Regions from separate parts of the Homo sapiens genome. Here regions 1, 2, 3, 4 and 6 are each linked to region 5. The links are chromatin contacts, found by Hi-C or POLR2A ChIA-PET in ENCODE. All regions are on one chromosome and are shown on one strand. Each heading gives the region's core, a stretch centred on a gene start or an enhancer-like site at or near the end of the contact. The rest is flanking DNA. Distances are from core to core; before and after follow the strand shown. Region 1 holds the start of HPF1 (histone PARylation factor 1). Region 2 holds the start of AGA (aspartylglucosaminidase). Region 3 holds the start of NEK1 (NIMA related kinase 1). Region 4 holds the start of MFAP3L (microfibril associated protein 3 like). Region 5 holds the start of SAP30-DT (SAP30 divergent transcript). Region 6 holds the start of DDX60L (DExD/H-box 60 like).

Region 1 (2,700 bases), core at 124-2,623, 3.6 Mb after region 5:
ACGAGGTCAGGAGATCGAGACCATCCTGGCTAACACGGTGAAACCCCGTCTCTACTAAAAATACAAAAAAAAAAAAAATTAGCTGGGCGTGGTGGCGGGCGCCTGTAGTCCCAGCTACTCCGGAGGCTGAGGTAGGAGAACGGTGTGAACCCGGGAGGTGGAGCTTGCAGTGAGCTGAGGTGGCACCACTGCACTCCAGCCTGGGCAACAGAGCGAGACTCCGTCTCAAAAAAAACAAAACAAAACAAAACAAAACAAAAAACACTGGAAACAGAGAAAAGATCCTAAAGCTTCTTGAGACAAAACAAAACAGAAAGGAAAGCAGGTTACATATCAAGAAATTTAGTGACCTGTGAAGGAGAAGGAAATATAACGACATAGTTTCTTAACAATTCTGGAAGCTAAAATATTGCGGAGCAAGCCCTCCAATATTCCGAGTGAAAGTTATTTTCAACCTAGAACTGTGCTCAGCCAGAATAAAAACATTTCCAGACATGCACACTCTGTGGGAAAAAAGACCTGGCAGCAACCTCTCTCAAGGAACTATTGGCGGATATGTTCCACAACATGAGGGTATATAATCAAGAAAAAGGAACACCCAGATTGAGGAAATAGAGAACTCATCTCAGGAATGAGGAATAAGACCTTCCCAGGATGGATGTGAAGGAGGTCCAAGGACATCAGTTGAGAGTTGTGCCTTCCAAATTTTATGTGCATAGGAATTACCAGGGGATCTTGTTGCGATGCAGATATTGATTCAGTAAGTCTGGGTAAGGCCTGAGATTTGGCGTTTTAACAAATTCCCTCAGGATGCTGAGGCCGCTGGTTCAGGGACTACACTTTGCATATCAGCGGTGTAGAGGAAAAACAGTCCAAATTGTACCAAGAAGACGACGGTACAGAGACAGAGACCGACAGACATTTATTTCCTTCTTGGAGACAATCGGGAATGAATTAGTGTAAGCCAATAACCGTACAGTAGGGTAGGGAGAGGGATGGAGGAGAAGGAGAAAAGGATTAATATTTTAAGTAAATATAAATGAAGAAAAAACAAGGAAGGGGCTGTATTGAGAACAGCCGCATACATCCAACCTTGCCTCTAGTAGACACCTGAAGAGGAAGGTTGGACCACTCTAAGGATTCAGATTCAGTAGTCTGGGGGGTCTCTGGAGCGACCCTGGAAGATGCTCCAGAAAGCCTAGATGCAGACTACGCTGACAGAAGACGCTCCTTGCACGCGCCCAGCACGGGAGTGGGCGGGGCCTCAACGCGTCCGGTGCCAGGTCTCAGGGGGCGGGGAATGGGCGGAGCCTTTCCCCTAAATTGGCGAGCCCGGGCGGCGCTGAAATTCGGCTTGGAGGCTTTTGAACCCGGAAGCGGTTGGCGGCGCTCGGAAGCGGCCGCGGATCGGGGAATTCTGCTGGCGCTGCAGCTGCAGAATGGTCGGCGGTGGCGGGAAGCGCAGGCCCGGCGGAGAGGGGCCGCAGGTACTGCCGGAAAGGCTGTGCGGGCTACGCGGGGCGCTTTGGGTGACAGCCAGGGCACCAGGAGGCAGCGCTTTTCATTCATCCAGTGACTATTAAGCTTGCTGTGTGTCCAGGGGCTGCGGTTTGCTGCGGGGATCCTGCCCAGGGCCGCTGTTTCGCGCTCTGCAGGGGGTTGGACCAGGAAAGTAGCTCCTCTGCATCTTCTGCCCAGCTCCTCTTGGAGCATTTCCTGGGGAAACGGATTAAGCCAACCAATGGTTCATTCGCCCAGCCAGATTGATTGGGAACCGATTACATACCTGACATTCTGTGGGGCGCTGCGGATTTGGGGGTCAACCTGCTTGCTCCTGCTGCTTGTTGAGCCCTCGGCCTGGGGAGGAGGGGCACAAGCAAATATGCATTCTACTGTGACTTTTTTGTTTGGGATTATAACGCTGGTGTGTAGAAAGTGCTATGGAAACACTGAAGGAGGATTTAACAAGTCCCAGGGGGTGTTAAAGAAGACTTTTAAGACAACTCTTTGAAAATTGGTTTTGAAGGCAGAGAAGTAAGATTCTGAGACATAAAACTGTAGGAGATGTTTGGGCGTAGCGGAGCGTTCGGCTTGGCTGGAGCCAGGGAAATGGGAAAATAAGAGGGACCTGATCATAAAAGCACTACTGAGAGGGGAGGAGGAGAGAGTGTGTGCATTCTCATACTTTACTACGATTTCGGAAGTTCTGTAACCACTACAGTAGCAATAAGGGGAATCAGGAAAGAAGTGCCATTGTGATAACTAAAGTTTTAGAAAAGTTACTCTGGTAGTGTCATAAATCGGACAGGGTGAGACATTCTTAGAGGGCTTAACTAACTGTTAAAGGGCCATCGGTATAGGCATCCTTCATATTGGGTCATGCATTCTAGGAAGACCAGGGTAAAGAAGAAGTGTAGCCTCTGAAGGGGACAGCTGTTCTAAATCCTAGTTGTTAGGGCTATGGAGATGCTGAACTAGTGTGTGAGTAAAGGCACAGCTGAAAAAATTCTCTTTTTGAAGGTGCAGTGAAGAACTGCTTTGGTGGAGTGATGTGCTTAACTAGAAATACAATAACAGAAATGAAGATGAGTCTGTAGAGACTATAACCGTAATGGCCAGCATTTGTATATTATGTGCTAGGACCGTTCTGTGTATTTTTACATATAATAACATTCCTTGTAACAACCCCGATATAGGCAC
Region 2 (2,700 bases), core at 201-2,700, 4.1 Mb before region 5:
TTTCTTACCCTGTTTCACCCAAGTTTCCAGTTTCACCTGCCATTGGGTTATGATTACTCCAGCACAGATGACTTGTTCCTCTTCCAAACCCCATGAAAGGAACTTAGAAAATTTGTCTTTATTATATCTTTTAATTAACACTTCCCCAACGGGATAATGATACTTCTGGGCTATCTTATGTTCTTTAAATTATGTATTTAATTTCCTAGCAATCAATAAGAGCCTTGAAGGTTTTGTAAGTCTCACAACTCCTACCTAGTTTATATTTTTACATTTATTTATTTATTTATTTTTGAGACAGAATCTCACTCTGTTGTCCAGGCTGGAGTGAAGTGGTGCGATCTCGGCTCACCACAATCTCCACCTCCCGGCTTCAAGCAATTCTGCCTCAGCCTCCCAAGTAGTTGGGACTACAGGCATGCACCACCACGCCCGGCTAATTTTTGTATTTTTAGTAGAGACGGGTTTCACTATGTTGGCCAGGCTGGTCTCGAACTCCTGACCTCGTGATCCACCCACCTCAGCATCCCAAAGTGTTGGGATTACAGGCGTGAGCCATCGTGCCCAGCCTAGTTCATATTTTTAAAGTTTGTATAGATTTATAGATGCTTTTAAAAATTATGTGATTATGTGTCTTGCCTTGGCAACCTGGGCAGGCATTCCAGACACCCAAAGGGATTATTAGTTCATGTTCGCACGTCTGCCCAGCAACAAAACTGAGCAGCCTCCACCAAGCACGTAAAATCCCCATTCCTCCTCTTATTCATTTATTTAGCACTTAATAGTGCCAGGCAGGAAGGTAAAAATACATTTAAAAAGGAATGGAGGTAGCCGTCTTGCCCTGGAGGTGCAGGAAGCTGCACTTCAGTGTGCTAGGTAGAGGGTACATAGGCCGTTTCTGTTTTTCTTCCAGCTCAGGGATTTATAATGAGAGGAAGTGCTACAAAAAGCTGTGGTGCGAAAATGACGGACGCTATGAATGGAAAAAAAATCTAAAATCAATCCGGTCCTAAGCAAACACGCTTCACCTACACTCATAACTATTGCAGACCTCCGAGGCCTGGGATCCCCAAGAATATACTGAGTTTGACAAACTTTTCAACTTCAACTTTAAATTAAAAAGACAGTAAAAGAACCAAATCCATAGTACACAGCAATCGGCTAAAGTTCCTGGGGCCCTGCAACCCAGAGTTGAATAATTTTGTATTAAATTCCCAATATCAAGCTAAATCTATTTTAACCACAGGAAAAGCAGCAACTTGTCTGGCTATTTTAAAAATCTGAACAGCACTTAGGAAGAAGCACCTTAGCGCAGGGAACAGCTCAGTGCCCCGTGACACAACTCTCCCGCGGGCCCAGGGACGCCTCGTCTCGCGAGAGTTGAGGGACGCCTGAGCGAACCCCCGAGAGAGCGGGCGTGGGCGCCAGGCGGGCGGGGCACTGGGGATTAATTGTTCGGCGATCGCTGGCTGCCGGGACTTTTCTCGCGCTGGTCTCTTCGGTGGTCAGGGATGGCGCGGAAGTCGAACTTGCCTGTGCTTCTCGTGCCGTTTCTGCTCTGCCAGGCCCTAGTGCGCTGCTCCAGCCCTCTGCCCCTGGTCGTCAACACTTGGCCCTTTAAGAATGCAACCGAAGCAGGTGCGGGTTGGCGGCCTGGGCGGGCGGCTGCGCCGCGAGAGCTTGCGGGTGGGGATGACTAGCCCGCCCCGCTGCAGTCACCCGGCAGGGCGGACGGAAGAGCGCCGGGCTGGGCCGGGCCTCGCGGTCCCGCCCTCTAGGTCTTCCCGAGTCTCCAGCGCCGCTCAGTCTCTTGCAAGTGGCCTTTACTGCATCCTCCCCACCTACCGCTGTTGCATTTTAGGTCCTCCCTTCATGCAGCCCCCAGCGCAATGTATTTTCCACCCTGCTGCTGACCATAGTTATGGCCTTTGTGCTTTAATCAAGTAGCAGCTACGCTTTTCTGCCTGACAGTCTTTTCACGGGCTGTGTACGTCTCCACCTCTCGTTTCTAATCCTTCACTTCTTTGCAATTTTGTAGACGACTAATAGTGTCCCAGCCATAGCCTACTCTTTTCCCATTTACTTTTTTTGCCACGTGTTGTCATACTTTACCTGCCACTTAGAATTCAAGGTTCCAACCTTTGCTGTACATTCACACTATCTGGGGAGCTTCTCAAAAATCATCCTGCCGGGGCCCACCTCCTGTGACTGTGATCTAACTGCTGGAATCAGGGCCACTGTTTTTCTTTAAAAAGCTCCCTAGGTGATTTCGATTTGCAGACAGGGTTGAGAACCACTAAGCTAAGGTATCACCTCTTCCAGGAAGCGTTCCCTGACTTAACTGCCCTCGTGTCCAGAATGAGTTAGGTTCCTGCCTTCTACACCTTGTTAATAGCCTTTACGTACCATTATCTTGGCATTTTCGCATTGTACTATGCTTGTTTCTTTCATTTGCTTAATGACCAGAAGAGTCATTTTCAGACCCCTCCTCCTCCATCTGAGGTTGCTAACGTATTAACTTTCTAGGGCAGAATTGGCTCCAGAATTTGGTGGCAGTGCATACGATTCAGAGAAAATGAAGAAGCAGGCTGTGAGAAAGATATTCCCAGCCATAATGAGACGAAAAGAAATTGCATCAGCCTGGGCGGGGGACAGTTCTGTGTTTAAGTTGCCTGTATTGAAAGAGGGAACTTGCGTAAA
Region 3 (2,700 bases), core at 82-2,581, 3.8 Mb after region 5:
TATCAATGGTATCTTTGTATGTCAATAAAGTAGATCTTGATTACTCTTTTAAATGGCTTTAGAGTATTTCATTGTTTGGATATATTATAATTTAATCAATTCTTTATTGTTATACATTTACAGTATTTCTAGTTTTTCTGGTTATAAACAATAACGGTTATCCTTGTATATAAATCATTGCTCACTTGTTCCAGAAGTTAAATTGCTGAGTCAAAGGATATGCATACTGCTAGCATACCTTCTAGAAAGACTGTAGCAGTTTGTAGTCCTACCAATAGTTTATGACATGAGCCTAAAGAATTATCTAAGGAGGTTAGCTGACTAGCCATTCTTCCTGTAAGCAGCAAAAAGAATTTGCTTAGATTAGTAATTGGCAACATTTCACTTCACTTTGATGTACAAAAGGATGTGGGTAGAACTACAATTGTGCATTCAGACATGATAATTCCTACTAACTGGGGGTAGGAGGGCCCACAGGAGTGTAGACTAGAAGTAGAAAGAATGAGGAAAATAAGTCTTTTGTAGCTGTATGGCGATTGAAGAGGAGATAAAACAAACTCTCCAGCTTTTCAGGTTGGGTGACTTGCAGCGCCATCGTCTGGCAAAGCCGCCAAAATCTTTCAATGTCCCTAGGAATAAAGTTGCCCTGAGTAGGGCCACTCAGGATGACGCCAGATGATATCCCTTATTATAGTTTTAGGGGAATCTCTTCCTACCTTCGCCAGTCCTGCAGTGAAAAAATGTACTTAGACTGCTGTACATTTCCAAACCCTTCAACATACAGACAAGTAATTTATACATACATTAGATGTAAAGGTGTAGAAAACCCCATACAGCTTTTTAAAAATATCTCAAGACTTAAACATTCTTCTGTTTCAACCATCCAAGATATAATAGGAAAAGACTTGCTTTTTAAAGCAAAATTGCTCTTTAAAATGTGGCATCCCTAAGTAGTGCGCTTTCATGTAAAATAAAAAAGTCCCTTTCTCGGTGTAGTAGCTGTGGGAAAATTTTATATGCTTTATATTCCAAATTGGTTTCAACTAGTGAGTTCTCTCCCGCATCTCTGCATGACTCTTAACAGCTTTACACTCTCTCCATCCTTTTCATCTCTCCCGTCTCGTCCTTTCTGTCTTCCCGCCTGCAGAGCCCGCCCCTCCCGTCCCTTCGCACAGCACCCCGCCCGCCCCTTCGCACAGCACCCCGCCCGACCCTACGGTTCTAGCCCAGCCTCACTGCTCCTTCCCAGCCGCCTCCGCTGCGTGCCGCCTTCCACGCGCTGACGTCACACGCCAGCGCCGGTGACGCGCCGGCCGCTCTCCCTTAGTCCGCATTCGCTCCAGGGTTTTGGGACCCTAGGTTGCGGAGTCCTTACCCTACCCTGGCCTCTCGAGCAGTTGTCCCCATAACTCGGAATCTAGAGCCGCTGTTGCGAGGCAGGAGCACGTGGCAGTCAAGTAGCTTCCCAGTCCCGAACGCCGCCCGTCCCCACCCCGCCGTGGCCACTAGCAACGACCTCTGTGAAGTTGGAGAGGCGGTAACGGAGGCACTCCCCCTGCTGCACCCCGCCGTTTCTACGGGGCTCAGAAACCAGTTTGTTTGTTTCGTCGGGGTAGTGTCGACCTGTCTTACGGGCGTCGCCCGAGACAGGACGGAGTCAAACCCGTGGTATCAACTGAAGACGAGTGTCAGGTGTGGAGAGTCTCAGTGCCCCCTTTCAGTCTGGACTGTGAGCTGCTGCTGGTTAGACAGTCTTGGTTTCTCTTTCAGGATGTCATTTTCAAAATGCGGGATGGTACCTCTGCTTTATTAAGCCCCGTAGGAAGACTGCCACACCTAGACTGATGCTTATTAGTCATCACCGTTATTCCTACTAACGTCCTGTGTCACTGAGGTGAGTTCCACTTGGGGGAAGGAATGACATGCAAAATGGTAAAAATCATCCTGGAAATGAGATGTGCGTAGAACTGCTTATATTGAGATTACACAGATACCTTAAGTGTTTGCAGGGAAAATACCTTAATCTCATTTAAATGTTAATTCTCTAAGACACTCTGTATTAACAAAGCGATTCTTGGACATTACGGTATTTTTAAAAACTAGAGCGGTAATGGGATTAAAATAATAGGAATCTTAGTATGGATAAGCAAGCATTTGCATTGCTTATGTTGTGTCCAATCTTAAATTACTGATAAATTTTAATTAGGAAGCGAATATGAGTAGTAGTTAGCTGGTTACCCTGTAATCTTAGATTTCTGTTTCCATGATTTGACACAGTTTCCATATGTAAGGCATTAATTGTTGTACTACTTTAAGAGTTTATCATAACTTTTTTTGCAGGCCTATTTTTTGTTCTTTAAGATCTGCTTTAGGAAGCAGAAATATTTTTTATTGCCTTGGTATGTTTCATTAGAAATGTTTATGAAGGATTAAAAGTGGCATCCAATCTAAGTTAATGACCTTTTTTTATGATGCAGCAGTATTGTAGAGCTGATGGAGGGGAGCCAAATTTGGAGAGAAGTAACTCCTTGTTTCTAGTTTACATTTGTCTGGTTTTAGAGGTTCTACAGATCTGTTTCACTTAAAATATCCATTGTTCTAGGTGAAATGTAAGGAGCCTATTTTGTGGGAAAACAGGTTTTTTTCACGTTAAAAGTCACTGTCAGGAATTTAATAAAGGTCGTCGGACTTGACCACAGA
Region 4 (2,700 bases), core at 135-2,634, 3.3 Mb after region 5:
CAACATGGCCCTTGGCATGGGCGACCTGCCCACGTGTCGATGCAATCGTGCCTCTCTAGAGCCCTGCTTCCATCCGTTTCCCGAGCTTCGATGTCGTGACGAGAGACCGCGGCTACATCAACCTTGGGCAACCAGATGCAGCCGCGTGCGGCAGCCTGGCACTGCCCGGAGCATGCTCAGTCGGGTCCTGACCCACTTCTGCAGGTCCGACCTCGGGGCGTGGGGTCAGAGGCACTACTTTGCCAGTTTGCCAGGAACAGAGAGGAGCAGAGAGACTGAGAGTTGCTAAAGCTCCTCTCTTGGCACAGCAATGCCTGACCCGGCGGCGGAACATGCCCAGTCTGGCTGCCGGAGCCGCCGGGAGCGTCAATGTGGAAAGTCCACCTTTCCGGGTTTTCGCAGCAACCCACCGGGAAGAGGGCGGTACGGGAGTAAAAAGGCCGGAGTGGGGTGTGGCCAAGAGGGCGGGCACTAAAAAGCCGGGGGAAGGAGCCTGGTCCCGCCCCAGAAATTGAGAGTCTCTGTTCTCTTTTAAAATTAAAAAAAAAAAAAAAAAAAGGGAGATAAGGAGGAGAAGAAGCCACTAACATTGCAGGATCGTGTAGCGAAACTTCTGTAGGTACTTAATAATTTTAGAGTACTCTACTTTTTAATTAAAAAATCAACTTATGGTTCATTAGAAAAAACGTGGAAATTACAAATAATATTTTTAAAGAAAATGAAAAAAAAATTCCTGGAACCCCACCACTCAGAAAGTCACCAGGGAACGGCCCGCTGGGTTTTTTTCCAGACTCTTCCATCTGTGGACTTTGCTTTAAGAGACGTTTAAGACTTACAGCGCAGTCGCCCGGGAAGGCCTGAGAAGCTTTCGGAAGCAAGGTGGTTTGCTCGTGATTGCATTTGATTGCAAGGAGACAGGGTAGGCTTGGGGGTGGGTTGACTGGTTCCCATTTAGCGCCCCAGGATGGGACCCTAAGAAGCCTTTTCCTGGGTGTCCTTGAACACGCGTGCGATGCGACGCCCACAGAAGTTGCGGTGGAAGCCCCGGGCGGGAGAGAGAGCGGAGTGAGAGTCCCGCGCTGCCGCGGAGGCCCTGGGCCTGCGGGTGTGGGGCTCTGGGGGCCGCCGAGGCCCGGCCCAGAGGCTGAGCGGACTGAATGCGGGACTCCCCGGCAACTACAGCCTCCGGTGGCTCCTCCGCGGGGCCGCTCCGCAGCACCGACTGGCTCGCGCCGCACCGCCCGCCCCGCTGCCCCCGCCCGCGGCTGCCGCGAAAACCCGGCGGCTACACCCGCGCCTCCGCGCCGCCCGGCGAGCCGCACTGGGCATGCTCGGCCCCGGCCGGCCCAGGCTCCTGTAGGTGGGAAGCTCCGCGCTCCCGGCAGCCGGCGGCGCAGCTCGCAACGCTGTGAGGCGCCGGCGGAGGCGGCTCGCCCGCAGTAGGCGCTACCGGGCGTCCGGCGCAGAGTGCGGCGCAGCGGCCGCTGTCGGGCTGGCCATGGCGAGGGGTGCACGGCGGCCACCTGAGTGGCGCGGCGGTGTCAGGTTAGCGGGGGCCCCCGGCGGGCCGGGGCGGAGGGGCACGGGTGGGAGCCAGCCCCGCACCGGGTCGGCGGCCGAGTCGGCGCCGGGGCCGCCGAACTTTCGGGTGTTTGGGCTGGCTGAGACTGCGGCGGAGGCTGCGCTGCGAGACGCCGCAGGGTCCGGGCAGCGGGCTCCAGGGGGTCGCAGGATGCTTCGAGATCCGTGCGGGGCGGGGGCTGGCCGTTTGGGGACTGCCGCATCCTGGGCTCGAACCGTAACCTTCCGAGGGCGAGGAGCGCGGAATCCACTGCCAGCTGCCGGCGAGCCTCCTAGGTGTCGTGGGGGAAGGGGACGCCGAACAGCCGTGGGGGCTTTCGCTGGGCTCTGGATCTCTCTCATCGCTGTGCCTCAGTTTACCCGGACAGGGAGGAGCGTGCGCTGGCCAGGGCTCCGGAGAACGTGAATGCGGGTTCCGCGTCGGGAGGGCGCCGTGTCCTGATGCCGCAGGAGTGCGGGCGGCTGTGGGTGCTGCGAGCCGCCGCCTCGCTACTGAAGCTCTCGGAGTTTGTCGCATTTGACTCCATAACAAGTTGACATCGAATTGCTTCATGGCGTGGAATGGGGAAACGTGCTTCATCGGATTAAAATACAGAGTGATTGCAGAACCGATTTATTTTAAGCTTGATCATTAAGCTGTCTTCTCCAGCCCTGAAAAAAAAACTTGCAAGCTTTATAAAGCAAGGTAGCAAAAAAAGGTTTGTAGGTGTATTATCTGCTCACATTGTAGAAAACAGTTAAGATACGATCGAACTGTCATTATTTTTAAGGATACTTAGCAGAAAAGTTTGGTTACTGTGGCAATCTTTATTTTGCGTTATCTTCGATTTAATGTTAAAAACTTGGAAACCGAGCATTGCAGAAGCTCAGTGTTTTTTGTAGTTTTCTCACTTTTGTTTCTAGATGAAACACATTTTTTTCAGTTGCTACTATGCTGAACATAGTAAAATCCTTCAAGATGAAATACAAGATGGAAAAAAATGTCGTTTCATGAGACCGTAAGTTATAACAGTGTAGTTCTTCTGACATTTTACTTACACAGAAAGTGCAATTTGTAGGTCCCAGTGTGGTTTCTACAGTTGTTTATTCCTAAAACATTTAGTACCATTAACACTATTA
Region 5 (2,700 bases), core at 75-2,574:
TCGGCTTCCCTCTCACTCCGCTCCGGAGGAGACGGAACACAGAAAAGAACAGGATCTTCCTTGTTCGTGAAGGTCCTCCGCTTTCTCCTAGACGACGGGATTTAGTACCGCCTGGGGCCAAACACCAGCTTGGGCAGCAAAACAAAGGCGCCTCCATTCCAGAAGAGCTGCCGGGCTGCAAGAAAACTACTCTGGGCCCTCAGTGCGCCGGTCCCCTTTGTTTCGTGTCCCGGTCGCAGAGGAGAAGGAAGAGGGAAGACTGCGCGGGAGAGACGCAGGCAGCGGGAGGTTGGGGGCCAGGGTGGGAAAGAAGAGGGGAACGACAGCCTGTGTGTGGTGTGTGTGTTGGGGTGGCGGTAGGAGTTGCAGCGACTTTGTTATTTGCTTCCAAACACAGACTCCACGAGACCGCACTGCAGCCAGTGCGGTTGTCTGGGGGACCCCGCCGACAACCCGTGCCTTTGCCCGGCTCCTGGGGCCCCACCGAGGGGCGGGAGGGCAGGGCGGTCCCGCGGTTTACTTACGCTCTTATCCAGCTCGATCTTCACCTTCTTCTGGGAGATGCTCTTCTGGATCCTCTTGCTGAAGCTGGCGTTGCCTGCCGCCCGGCCGCACCGCTCACCATCCTCCCGCAGGCAGCACAGTTGCCCGGGGCCCGGCCCGGCCGCCCCCGGGGGCCCAGCCGCTGAGACCGCCCCCGCGCCCGGCACCTCAGCCCCGGTGCCCGCGCCGGTCCCGTTCCCCGCCGAGGCGGCGGCGGCCGCGGCAGCGACCACTGCGGCCACTGCGGCGGCCGCATCCCCGCCGCGGCTCATCTCGTCAGGCGTGAAGCCGTTCATGTCTCCGAGCTCCCGAGGCCGGCGCTGACAGAAATCCCCTCTCTCCTGGCCGCTCCGCCTCTCTCCGCTCCGGCAGCGGCAATTCACTCTGCACACCAAGTTAGACAGCGGCACGGCCAAACACCAACTGTCCCGGGCCTGCTGGTCTCTGCTGGCACCGAAACAGTGGACAGTGCTGAGGGCCGGGACGCAGACTCGAGCGTCTCCTGGAGCGGGGACCCCGCTCACTGTCACATGGGGACTTCAGCAGTTGGACCGCTACGCCTCCGCCTCCCTCCGGCCCCGGGACCTGCGCAAGCGCGACGCGCCCCCTCCCGTCCCGCCCCTTTCTTTCTGCCGCGCGGCCCCATGGGAATTGTAGTTCTCTGCTGCAGAGTCAACCTGAGCTCCGCCCTGACCCCGCGCCATGAGGGACGGAGGAACTACTAATCCTAGCATGCATAGCGCGGCCACGGACCCACTTTTTTTTTTTTTTTTTTTTTTCAGTACCGGGAAAACAGGAGCGTGTGATTGGGGTTTACAGTGTTTTCTCTCGCTCTCTCTGTTTCTAGGGAATTCGGGCTGTGTTTAGCTGCTGGAATATCGTAGAATTGGTTTTCAGAGAAGTTCCTCGACTCCTGAGGCGAAACATAAAGGGATGGGAGTGGTGTGGGAAGTGATCGTGTGGGGAAAAAAAAGTTTCGAGCCCGTTTCGCATTTGTGGAGACAGAGTTTTTGGTGTGACCACTCTTTTGTGGGAAACCCAAACCAAGGAGAACTCAGGAGAATTGGCGCTCTTCGGTCCTGGAGGTTCCGCAGCTAACATCCCGGCTTGACCAACTATCGAGGCCGCAAATTAATAGGGCACCTCCTGGGAGGAAAACGCCCATCCTGACTTCTCAACTGTGACAGGTCCCCCTCACAAACGCCTTGCGGGGGGGTGGGGGGGCGTTTCTAAACACTTGCATGTTCTTACAAGGGAAATGTTTTTATTCTTGGGCGCACCAAGTTGGCCGCCTCCTGAGGTGGAGTACGGACCAGTTGACAACAGGGCTCCTTTTCACCTCCACGCCCAACCTTTTCCATTTCTCCTCAAACGGTTTTGGAGAAGGGCGGAGTCATATCATTTTAAAGGAAACTTGGAACCTCACCAATACAAACGCTGGTCGAATGTTCCCAGAAACTTCCCTGCATTAGCTCTACCGGGCGCGGGGAGCAGAAAGCGCATTTCCTGAGTCCTGAAAAGCGCGTGCGCGCCTGTGTGCTGCCGGCGTTTGGGCGCGCCTGCTTGTATGTATGTGTTCGCGGGCGCGCGCGTGTGTACGTGTGTGTGCGCGCGTACGCGTGTATGTTCCTGCGCGCTTGCGGGGACGTGCTTGTGGAGGGCGGAGAGAGGGATGGGCGTGGCTAATATGAAAGCTGCATCTTTACTAGTTAGCTACCATGCGTCATTATTTATCAAAAGATATATGCTGCTTAAACACAAATACGTTTTAAAATATATTTTAGGCAGTAGGGTTTTGGGTTTTTTTTTTGCAAGTTCTTTTGGTGAGTAAATTTAGTGATAAATGATTTTTTTTTCTTTTGAGACAGTTTGCTCTGTCGCCCAGGATGGAGTGCAGTGCAGTGGCGCGATCCTGCAACCTCCGCCTCTCGAGTTCAAGCGATTCTCCTGCCTCAGCCTCCCGAGTAGCTGGGATTACAGACGCGCGCCACCCCACCCAGATGATCTTTTTAAATGCAAAATGCCATCGACGCAGAAAATCAAAGGTATCCATTGTATCTGTGCGTTTGAGTTCTAGGATATGACAAAGAAAAACAATTTAAATATTACGTAAATTCAGTAGGAAAAAGAAAGATGATGACTGATAAGTACATTGTG
Region 6 (2,700 bases), core at 171-2,670, 4.9 Mb after region 5:
AGGGAATCCCCACCTGATACATCTATATCTTTAAGAGAGAAAAACAACAGCAGACAGTCAATTATATTAAGAACATGTAGGGCCCACTTCTACAACCAAAAGAGGAAATCCCCATTAAATTGTATGTGCTTTGGGGGAGGAATAATGACACTGTAGTATTTAAAAGAACTGGAATGAGATAATATATACAGAGAATATTGTAGATATTATCTTTGGAATTAAATTTTGAAGTCTTGGCTACCATTAACTACCTGTAGGGTCATCGACAAGTAATTGAATTCTCTAAGCCTTATTTACCTCATCCATAAAATAGCAACAGTAAAGTTGCTCATGGGATTTCTGTGAGATTTAATGTGATAATACATGTTAAGGGCTTAGCCTATTGCCTGGCACATAAAAAGCTCAATGAATGCTTTTACAGCAAAGCCCAATTTTCTGCTGCTAGCAAATGCATTCTTATGATACAAAGGTCCAGTATCAGATGCTAGAGAGGAATTCATCTGAGATGAACTCATGACTTAATCATGAGTCATTTCAGGTTCTTTCTCAATGTCATCCTCATTGAGAAAGAGAATCATAACTATTTTCAACCAAACATAAAATTAAAGAAAAATCCTGACAGAAGTGAGCAATGTTTTCACCTCCTTTTCGAAGCCACTTTATATTCCAGAGTCTGAGAAAAAACTTTGTTCTTCTGGGCTCTTTCTATTGTGAACAAGTCACTTCCACCCTTTCCTTTTCTTGAAGACAGAACTTCCGGTTTCGATTTCTCTCCATTTATTACCCCATGCCGTTACTGGGGCACCCTCACCACCACCTTGAATCTCAATATATTCTGCACATGCATAACGTCATGGAATTAAGCGTCTGGAGCACTAAAGACCATGATGGGCTGGGGTTGAAACTCGAATTTCAAACATTAATGAGCTTGATGACAAAACTAAAGAGCATTCTTCTTCTCAATTTAAATTCTCTGTGATAGATGATTGGTCTTTCAAATGTTCACACTGGACAGTTATACTATTGGAAATTTTTCATAAAATGAACTTCTTAGGACAGAAACTCAAAGCCCCTAATCCTTTTTTACTCCATTTTTGCCTGTCCAGTACCTTGCCAGAAAAGAAAAACGCCACACCTCACCGCAGACTTTCATAGTGCTTAGCGTGCTGCATTTACTCTCAGCCTCAATTCCTTGTTTAGAGTCCCAGATTTCTCTGCTTTCTTTCCCTTTACAATTACATGCATGTCCCAGATAGCATATCATCGCTTCTACTATTACTTCCCTAAGATTCTCAGAGTAAACCAATGCAGACCTATATTCTACCTCCAGAAAACTGCGGAAATCGAAAAGGCCTCGCGGTGGAGAAAAGAAACCGAAACTAACTCCCTAGATAAAAACTCAGGCGCTGGCTGCTGTGTGGCTCAGAGCGCCCAGTCCGACGCCAGGCTCTGCGCTCGGTCTCCTCTGCTCCACCTCCTCCCCGCGGGGCGTGCAGCTCCGAAGCTCTTTGGACCTAGCAGGTTCGGCGGCCGGGGTGAGGATTGCGGGTGACGTCGGGTGTCGCTAGGGACCCTGGAGCGGAGCTGTCCCGCGGGGGTTCTAGGATTCCTTCAACATCCAGATGGACCGGGCGGGGAGGTGGCCTGGTGGCTTCGTGCGCGCCGGGCGAGGGAAGCTGGGGCGCCCACTGGGCTCGGGCGGCAGCTTCGCGGAGAGGTAGGGAAGAGGGACAACCACCGTGAGAGAGGAGAGTGCTCAGGCATTTAACGGGTCCTCTGCACCCGAGGGGGCCTGGGGATCTGGGGTGCTGAGGAGAAAGTAAGGGTCACCACATCTGAGCACAGCCATTCGAACCTGGACATTGACAGGCAGCAAGCCGCTTCCCTTTTTTCCGTCTTGTATTTAAGCTTTTTTTTTTTTTTTTTTTTTGAGTCAGTCTCGCTCTGTCGCCCAGGCTGGAGTGCAGTGGCGTTATCTCTGCTCACTGCAACCTCCACCTTCCGGGTTCACGCTATTCTCCTGCCTCAACCTCCCGAGTAGCTGGGACTACAGGCACCCGCCACCACGCCCGGCTAATTTTTTTTTATTTTTTATTTTTTATTTTTAGTAGAGACGGGGTTTCACCATGTTAGGCCAGGATGGTCTCGATCTCCTGACCTCGTGACCCGCCCGCCTAGGCCGCCCAAAGTGCTGGGATTACAGGCGTGAGCCACCGCGCCCGGCCGGATTTAAGCTCTTAATAGCGGAAATAAGGTTTTACTATTTCTCTGGAAAGGTACTTTGTTCTTTTTTCCCGCTTCTCTTTTGTTTACAAAGTTACATTGATAAATTTATAATAAACTTCTCAAGGTTTTCCATAATCAAAGAAGCTGACATCATCCGTGATGGGGCCTTAAGGATTATGAAAGCTCCTAATGACTGCTAGAAAAAGCGGTCAGAACCAAACAGAAGCAAGTCCTTTAAAGACACAATAAGAAGTCCAAACCATAACATCAACGACATACAGACCTTCATGATTTCGAGTGTTCTCCTGAAAACAGTAACATACCATTCAATCTAAGATTTGCAGTTTGAAGTTTGGTGGAACTCAGGTGCTGAGAGTTGAGGGTACTAAAATAAATGAGGGTGAGTTATGCTTCCAAGGCTCTTCGCCTTCTATCCCAAAGATATTGGGGATAGTTTAGTGTGAATCCTTCCTG

The links. Hi-C counts contacts between places; a loop is a spot of excess contacts on that map. ChIA-PET counts read pairs that join two places held with the same protein, here RNA polymerase II (POLR2A). Pooled maps may share reads with other maps.
Region 1: a loop to region 5 is called in a map of endothelial cell of umbilical vein, with 11 times the contacts of the local background. The contact joins the promoter of HPF1 here to the promoter of SAP30-DT in region 5. A Hi-C loop is called at or near these places in 1 of 168 maps with a recorded cell type or tissue (endothelial cell of umbilical vein), 1 of 37 single-sample maps with no recorded cell type and 8 of 50 pooled maps.
Region 2: a map of B cell shows a loop between it and region 5 (25-fold over the local background). The contact joins the promoter of AGA here to the promoter of SAP30-DT in region 5. A Hi-C loop is called at or near these places in 5 of 168 maps with a recorded cell type or tissue (B cell, CD8-positive, alpha-beta T cell, ascending aorta and 2 more), 5 of 37 single-sample maps with no recorded cell type and 14 of 50 pooled maps. POLR2A ChIA-PET finds 5 or more read pairs at or near these places in 1 of 52 experiments (activated B cell).
Region 3: a map of naive thymus-derived CD4-positive, alpha-beta T cell shows a loop between it and region 5 (16-fold over the local background). The contact joins the promoter of NEK1 here to the promoter of SAP30-DT in region 5. A Hi-C loop is called at or near these places in 4 of 168 maps with a recorded cell type or tissue (B cell, CD4-positive, alpha-beta memory T cell and naive thymus-derived CD4-positive, alpha-beta T cell), 2 of 37 single-sample maps with no recorded cell type and 14 of 50 pooled maps. POLR2A ChIA-PET finds 5 or more read pairs at or near these places in 3 of 52 experiments (CD4-positive, alpha-beta T cell, CD8-positive, alpha-beta memory T cell and activated CD4-positive, alpha-beta T cell).
Region 4: a loop to region 5 is called in a map of CD8-positive, alpha-beta T cell, with 34 times the contacts of the local background. The contact joins the promoter of MFAP3L here to the promoter of SAP30-DT in region 5. A Hi-C loop is called at or near these places in 4 of 168 maps with a recorded cell type or tissue (CD8-positive, alpha-beta T cell, gastrocnemius medialis and naive thymus-derived CD4-positive, alpha-beta T cell) and 13 of 50 pooled maps. POLR2A ChIA-PET finds 5 or more read pairs at or near these places in 4 of 52 experiments (B cell, SK-N-SH, activated CD4-positive, alpha-beta T cell and 1 more).
Region 6: a loop to region 5 is called in a map of CD4-positive, alpha-beta T cell, with 12 times the contacts of the local background. The contact joins the promoter of DDX60L here to the promoter of SAP30-DT in region 5. A Hi-C loop is called at or near these places in 2 of 168 maps with a recorded cell type or tissue (CD4-positive, alpha-beta T cell and naive thymus-derived CD4-positive, alpha-beta T cell), 1 of 37 single-sample maps with no recorded cell type and 6 of 50 pooled maps. POLR2A ChIA-PET finds 5 or more read pairs at or near these places in 2 of 52 experiments (CD4-positive, alpha-beta memory T cell and naive thymus-derived CD8-positive, alpha-beta T cell).

Annotation. Positions count from the first base shown.
Region 1 is chr4:169,756,617-169,759,316 of GRCh38, reverse strand. It overlaps HPF1 (histone PARylation factor 1), which reads left to right and starts at 1,373. Exons shown (of 8, transcript NM_017867.3): 1 at 1,373-1,487. The coding sequence starts at 1,440. LOC107986240 (a long non-coding RNA gene) reads right to left here and starts at 1,254. Exons shown (of 3, transcript XR_001741529.2): 1 at 1,093-1,254. RefSeq lists an enhancer at 1,456-1,525.
Region 2 is chr4:177,441,187-177,443,886 of GRCh38, reverse strand. It overlaps AGA (aspartylglucosaminidase), which reads left to right and starts at 1,450. Exons shown (of 9, transcript NM_000027.4): 1 at 1,450-1,638. The coding sequence starts at 1,512. It also overlaps a transcript of AGA-DT not described here. RefSeq lists enhancers at 785-864, 955-1,498, 2,325-2,404.
Region 3 is chr4:169,611,214-169,613,913 of GRCh38, reverse strand. NEK1 (NIMA related kinase 1) reads left to right here and starts at 1,331. Exons shown (of 36, transcript NM_001199397.3): 1 at 1,331-1,692; 2 at 1,771-1,894. RefSeq lists enhancers at 1,259-1,318, 1,739-1,858.
Region 4 is chr4:170,025,079-170,027,778 of GRCh38, reverse strand. MFAP3L (microfibril associated protein 3 like) reads left to right here and starts at 1,384. Exons shown (of 3, transcript NM_021647.8): 1 at 1,384-1,545. RefSeq lists enhancers at 159-298, 288-1,007 and silencers at 479-548, 1,007-1,406, 1,487-1,576.
Region 5 is chr4:173,369,322-173,372,021 of GRCh38, reverse strand. It overlaps SAP30-DT (SAP30 divergent transcript), which reads left to right and starts at 1,324. Exons shown (of 4, transcript NR_183973.1): 1 at 1,324-1,730; 2 at 2,412-2,588. It overlaps SAP30 (Sin3A associated protein 30), which reads right to left and starts at 1,068. Exons shown (of 4, transcript NM_003864.4): 1 at 525-1,068. The coding sequence starts at 839. RefSeq lists enhancers at 1-257, 1-524, 1,608-1,847 and silencers at 378-757, 1,038-1,207.
Region 6 is chr4:168,479,212-168,481,911 of GRCh38, reverse strand. DDX60L (DExD/H-box 60 like) reads left to right here and starts at 1,420. Exons shown (of 38, transcript NM_001012967.3): 1 at 1,420-1,535. RefSeq lists an enhancer at 1,162-1,401.